2 separate regions of the Homo sapiens genome follow, and region 2 is linked to region 1. A link is a loop called in an ENCODE intact Hi-C map of the cell type or tissue named here. Cell type or tissue: gastrocnemius medialis. All regions are shown on one strand. Links, peaks and the distances in the headings refer to the core of each region. The heading gives the core; the rest is flanking DNA.

What was found. A loop is a pair of places that touch in the nucleus more often than their neighbours do. Peaks named below come from ENCODE experiments on the same cell type or tissue, not always from the same donor. Only the 100,000 strongest peaks of a DNase experiment are listed, where the experiment ranks them.
Region 2: it touches region 1 in a loop (5-fold over the local background); 2 of 110 quality-filtered maps call a loop at or near these places.

Annotation. Positions count from the first base shown.
Region 1 is chr20:37,533,069-37,535,983 of GRCh38, forward strand. No RefSeq gene overlaps it. Among named protein-coding and RNA genes, the nearest start is that of BLCAP, 6.6 kb to the left of the region's middle. In gastrocnemius medialis, for the core only: a CTCF peak has its summit at 1,545 (motif pointing left); no DNase peak of the experiment used is centred there.
Region 2 is chr20:36,938,563-36,941,477 of GRCh38, forward strand. It overlaps SAMHD1 (SAM and HD domain containing deoxynucleoside triphosphate triphosphohydrolase 1), which reads right to left. Exons shown (of 16, transcript NM_015474.4): 3 at 2,477-2,549. Among named protein-coding and RNA genes, the nearest start is that of SAMHD1, 12 kb to the right of the region's middle. In gastrocnemius medialis, for the core only: no CTCF peak of the experiment used is centred there; a DNase peak (open chromatin) is centred at 1,409; H3K27ac peaks cover 2,308 bases.

The DNA.
Region 1 (2,915 bases), core at 294-2,793:
AATAAAAAAATTAGCTGGGCGTGGTGGTGCGCATCTGTGGTCCTAGCTACTTGGGAGGCTGAAGTGGGAGGATTGCTTGAGTCCGGGAAGTTGAGGCTGCAAGTGAGTCATGATCATGGCACTGCACTCTGGGTGCAGTGCCTGGTGACAATGCCTGGGTGACAGAGGGAGACCCTATCTCAAAAAAAAAAAAAAGAATATATATATGTTTTCTAAAAAGACACTACAGACAGTCTGGAGAGATGGGCAATTATGCAATGCCAATGCATGTGCATTTTCTGTCTGTTAACCCCCATGAGACCGTGAGCTCTTGGAGGGCAGGGTTCATTTTGGGTCTGGTAGGAAGGAAGAGGCAGTAACTGTTGAATGAATAAGTGAATGATTGAAAGGCTAGACCGAGCTCCTCCCTTTGTCATGTATCCTCCAAGTCTCTGATTCAGCTGGTAACCAGGTCTATGGAATTCAGTTGGGACTGGATGGCAAATTTGGGGCTAAATGATAAAGAATCAGGAAATGGTTATGTTATGAATAGAACAATGTTTTGTGAAATCACAATACTTACTTTCCTATACATCAGTCTGCTTGACAATTACTTTAAAAAAAATCAACATTATCTCCTTACCAATACTTATATATTCAGGAAATTCTACCTGTAATGGAACAATAGTTAAATGTTAAAGCACTAAAGAAGCTATGTGATATCAAAAGATTTTAAAAGGGATAAAAAACATTATTACCAAGGTGACCAGAGAATGGAGTAAGCTCCAGGATGGCGCAGACTGCAGCCAGAATGCAAGGGTTCATTTCCATTCTACATTTACTGGCTGTATGTCATTGAGCAAGTTAATAAACCTCTCTGTCCCTCAGTTTCTCCATCTGTGAAATGGGGACACATTTGACTCTACCTCATGTGATCATTTGTGGGAATTCAATGAGTTTGTGTTATAAAATGCTTAGAATAACACTGGTTGGCCGGGTGCAGTGGCTCACACCTGTAATCCCAGCACTTTGGGAGGCCAGAGCAGGTGGATTACCTAAGGTCAGGAGTTCGAGACCAGCCTGGCCAATATGGTGAAACCCCGTCTCTACTAAAAATACAAAAATTAGCTGGGTGTGGTGATGCACGCCTGTAATCCCAGCTACTAGGGAGGCTGAGGCAGGAGAATCACTTGAATCCAGGAGGCAGAGGTTGCAGTGAGCAGAGATCACGCCATTGCATTCCAGCCTGGGCAACAAGAACAAAACTCCATCTCAAAAAATAAAAGACTAGCACGGGTTACATAGTTAGTACCCTTAATTACCTATTGTTACAAATATGTAAAATTATCCTGGGGACTGGAGGCACTGTGGGAGCCCTGGCAGGGAGGGCCTCTCCCCACCATGGCTTTTAAGGTGTCAGGACAACTGGGTTTAAATCCCTGACCTACTTTCCTGACCTTGGGAAATGTTCCCAACTCTAAGGCCCTTTTGTTCCACACTTCTCAGGGCTTTCTCAGATGGGAAGCAAGTATGCTATTTTAGCCAGGTCTGTGGTGACACCTAATGGTAAAATGGGGAACTGCCTGATCTTACTAAACTTCCATCAACCTATTAATAGTACAAGCAATAACTATATATCACGCTCTTACCATGTGCCAGAAACTGAAAGCTGTGTGAACTGTCTTAGTTCACAGCTTAGGCTGACTGATTTAACCAATCAGCAAGTCCTGACAGCCCTGCCTCCAAAATAAGTCACAACCTAGCCCATCTTCTTATATCACCACTGCCTCCATGCTTGACCAAGCCACCACCACCCAGACACCAGCCTCCACCTCCCCATCACCTCTTCCCACTTCTTCTCTTGCTCTCCAGTCCATCTAAATCCTAAAGAAATGGGAGGGTCAGTGGGAGGTTTTAAAGAGGAAAGTGATCTGATCTGACTTGCTTTTTTTTTGAGACTGAGTCTCGCTCTCGTTGCCCAGGCTGGAGTGCAATGGTGCAATCTCGGCTCACTGCAACCTCCACCTCCCGGGTTCAAGCGATTCTACTGCCTCAACCTCATGAATAGCTGGGATTATAGGTGCCTGCCACCATGCCCAGCTAATTTTTTGTATTTTTTTAGTAGAGACGGGGTTTCCCCATGTTGGCCAGAATTCAGGCTGGTCTCAAACTCCTGACCTCAGGTGATCCACCCACCTCGGCCTCCCAAAGTGCTGGGATTACAGACGTGAGCCACCGTTCCTGGCCACGACTTCCATTTTTAAAAGATCACTGTAGCTGATGTAAATGGATTGGAGAGCGAGAGAGGAAGTGGGGAGGTGGTGGGGAGGTGGAGGCAGGTCTGGGTGGTGGTAGCCTGGTTAAGCATGAAGGCAGTGGTGATACAGGAAAGTAGGCTAGTTTGTGACTTTCTTTGGAGGCAGGGCTGTCAGGACTTGCTGATGGGTTAAATTGTTCAGTAGGTAGTTAGTCAGACATGGTCAGGGCAGGAGAGCTCTTCCCCCTGCCTCCCCACCCACCAGGATTCTCAGGCGACCATCAGGTGATGGTCAGGTGGTTGTTAAAACTGTCTCTCTAAAATAATAATTGGTTGCAGCTGGCGTCAGAAAAGGTGGTAGACTGAAACACCTGAAACTGGTGATCAGCAGCTTCCTGATAAGATCACAGGAGTTGGGTGAGTGGGCTCAAGAATGCGCACTATGAGGCAAAATGGTGGGGTTTAAGTGGTATGTGGCCTTCTAGGAACACTCGAATGGTAAGGGAAGAATGCCTCAAGTGAGCATGTGTACAACTGCAGTAAACACACTGCGCATGCGGCCCGTCCCAAGTGTGGGCAGGCCCCTGTGCATGCAGACAGCCCACCCCAAGGGAAGAATCAGGGGAGAAGTAACGCAACTCCAGAAGCATGCCAACGTATAAGACCCCAAGTCAAAGGT
Region 2 (2,915 bases), core at 316-2,815, 590 kb before region 1:
ACGGTGGCACGTGCCTGTAATCCCAGCACTTTGAGAGGCTGAGGCGGGTGGATTATGAGGTCAGGAGATCGAGACCATCCTAGCTAACGCGGTGAAACCCCATCTCTACTAAAAATACAAAAAATTAGCTGGGCATGGTGGCATGCGCCTGTAGTCCCAGCTACTCAGGAAGCTGATTTAGGCTGAGGCAGGAGAATCACTTGAACCTGGGATTTGGAAGTTGCAGTGAGCCGAGATTGCACCACTGCACTCCAGCCTGGGAGACAGAGCAAGACTCCATCTCAAAAACAAAACAAAACAAAACAACAACAAAACATTATTATATAGTTGAACCAAAAATGTTCATTAAATTTTTTCAGATGTGATTTTCAATAGAAAATAAGCCTAGAACGGGCTGGTGGCTCACGCCTGTAATCCCAGCACTTTGGGAGGCCAAGGTGGGCAGATCATGAGGTCAGGAGTTCAAGACCAGCCTGGCCAACCTGGTGAAACCTTGCCTCTACTAAAAATACCAAAAAAAAAAAAAAAAAAAAAAAAAAAAATTAACTGGGCGTGGTGGCAGGTGCCTGTAATCCCAGCTACTCAGGAGGCTGAGGCAGGAGAACTGCTTGAATCTGGGAGGCAGAGGTTGCAGTGAGCTGATACCATGCCACTGCACTCCAGCCTGGGCAACAGAGCGAGACTCCCTCTCAAAAAAAAAAAAAAAAAAAAAAAAAAGAAAAGAAAAGAAAAAGAAAATAACCGGGTAGGCCAGACGTGTTGGCTCATGCCTGTAATCCCAACACTTTGGGAGGCCAAGGCAGACGGATCACATGAGGTCAGGAGTTCGAGACCAGCCTGACCAATATGGCGGAACCCTGTCTTTACTAAAAAAAATACAAAAACTAGCTGGGCATGGTGGTGTGCACCTGTAGTCCCAGCTACCTGGGAGGCTGAGACAAAAGAATCACTTGAAACTGGGAGGCAGAGGTTGCAGTAAGCCAGATTGTGCCACTGCACTCCAGCCTAGACAACAGAGCAAGACTCCATCTCAAAAAAAGAAAGAAAGAAAAGAAGTCTATAACTTGCAAAAGCAAAATTAAAATATGTATTCTTATAGAGAGGGATCTGAAATAACTCAAATACTATACATTACATCTATTTTTTAAAAAAAGTGAAAAATGCAAATGATGATCGGGCAAAAAAGTACAAAAAAAGAAGATATCCTACATCTTCTCCCAGGTCTGAAACTAAGTTTTCTTAACCTAGGAATGTCAAAAGAGTAAATAAGGTCTATTTCCTGTCACTAACAAAACAAGAAACATTTCATCAAGTATGGTTTTAGAATCACTCTGAAGAGCTTGTGAAAAATGCACATTCTGGCTGGGCGCAGTGGCTCATGCCTGTAGTCCCAGCACTTTGGCAGGACGAGGTGGGTGGATCACTTGAGGTCAGGAGTTTGACACCAGCCTGGCCAACATGATGAAACCCCAACTCTACTAAAAATGCAAAAACATTAGCCGGGTGTGGTGGTGTATGCCTGTAATCCCAGCTACTTGGGAGGCTGAGGCAGGAGAATCACTTGATCCTGAGAGGCAGAGGTTGCAGTGAGACAAGATAGTGCCACTGAGCCCCAACCTGGGTGACAGAGAGAGATTACATCTCAAAAAGAGGAAAAAAAAAAAAAAAAGGCCAGGCTCTGTCTCAAAAAAATAAAGTTTAAAAATATGTAAAACAATACTATACATTGTTTATGGATATACATAAATATGCAATAAGAGTAAAAACCATTCATGACAATGATAAACATCAAATTCAGGAAGATGCTTATTACTTCTAGGGAGAAAAGGATAGAAACATAATAAATAGAAACAGGGCCAGGCGTGGGGGCTCACATCTGTAATCTTAGCACTTTGGGAGGCCAAGGCAGGTCAATCTCTTGAGCCCAGGAGTTTGAGACCAGCCTGAGCAACACAGGAAGACCCCGTCTTTATAAAAAATACAAAAATTAGCCAGGTGTGGTGGCATGCACCCATAGTCCAAGCTACTGGGGTGGCTGAGATGGAAGGATCACTTGAGCCAGGGAGACGGAGGTTGGAGTGAGCTGAGATTGCACCACTGTACTCCAGCCTAGATGACAGAGCAAGACCACATTTCATTAAAAAAAAAAGAATGTACAAAGGAGGTCTTCAATAGTTTCTAATATTTTGCTCTAAAAATAACAGACTTGAAGCAAATTAGGCAAAATATTAATATTTGACAAGTTGGGTAGTGGTCTACTTATGCTTTTCTGTATGCTTAAACATATTTTAGTTCTTCTTCTGATTTAAATACTCTGTGCTCATTTTAGAAAGTGCAGAAAGTTTAGAAAAGATCCACTACTCACAATTCTATCACTGAGAAGCAGATTTCCTCCTATTCTCTTCAAAATGAATTTTACATAATTGAGTTATATCACTTTATATTCAAAAAACATAACAAACTCAGATCCTCTTACCTTCATTGTATCAACGTGGATTTGAACCAATCGCTGGATATAACTAAGCAGCTTCTTCCTCTCCCCCAAGGAACTAAAATTACAATAGGATAAGCAAGTCTATCATTATTTGCTTAATAATAATCCCTGCAGTATATAGTAGACATAATAAACTTTATATTATCTACACTAACAGAAGTTAGATTGGAAGGAACAATCAATAATTCAAACATACCCCTCCTAGAAACTCTCTCCTTCCTTTGCTGTTAAGATAGGGAACTCTCCTGCTGAATCAATATAGGCCTCCCACAGCCTTCTGTCCTTGACCCTCCTCTCTCTTGGTAAATTTAAGACTTGAAAAACTCCACATCTCCATGTCTACTCAATGCTCAAACTGTACTTCCTTTTAACCAAACTGAAGTCAACATCTACCCTCATAATCCTGGATTGATTTATGAGC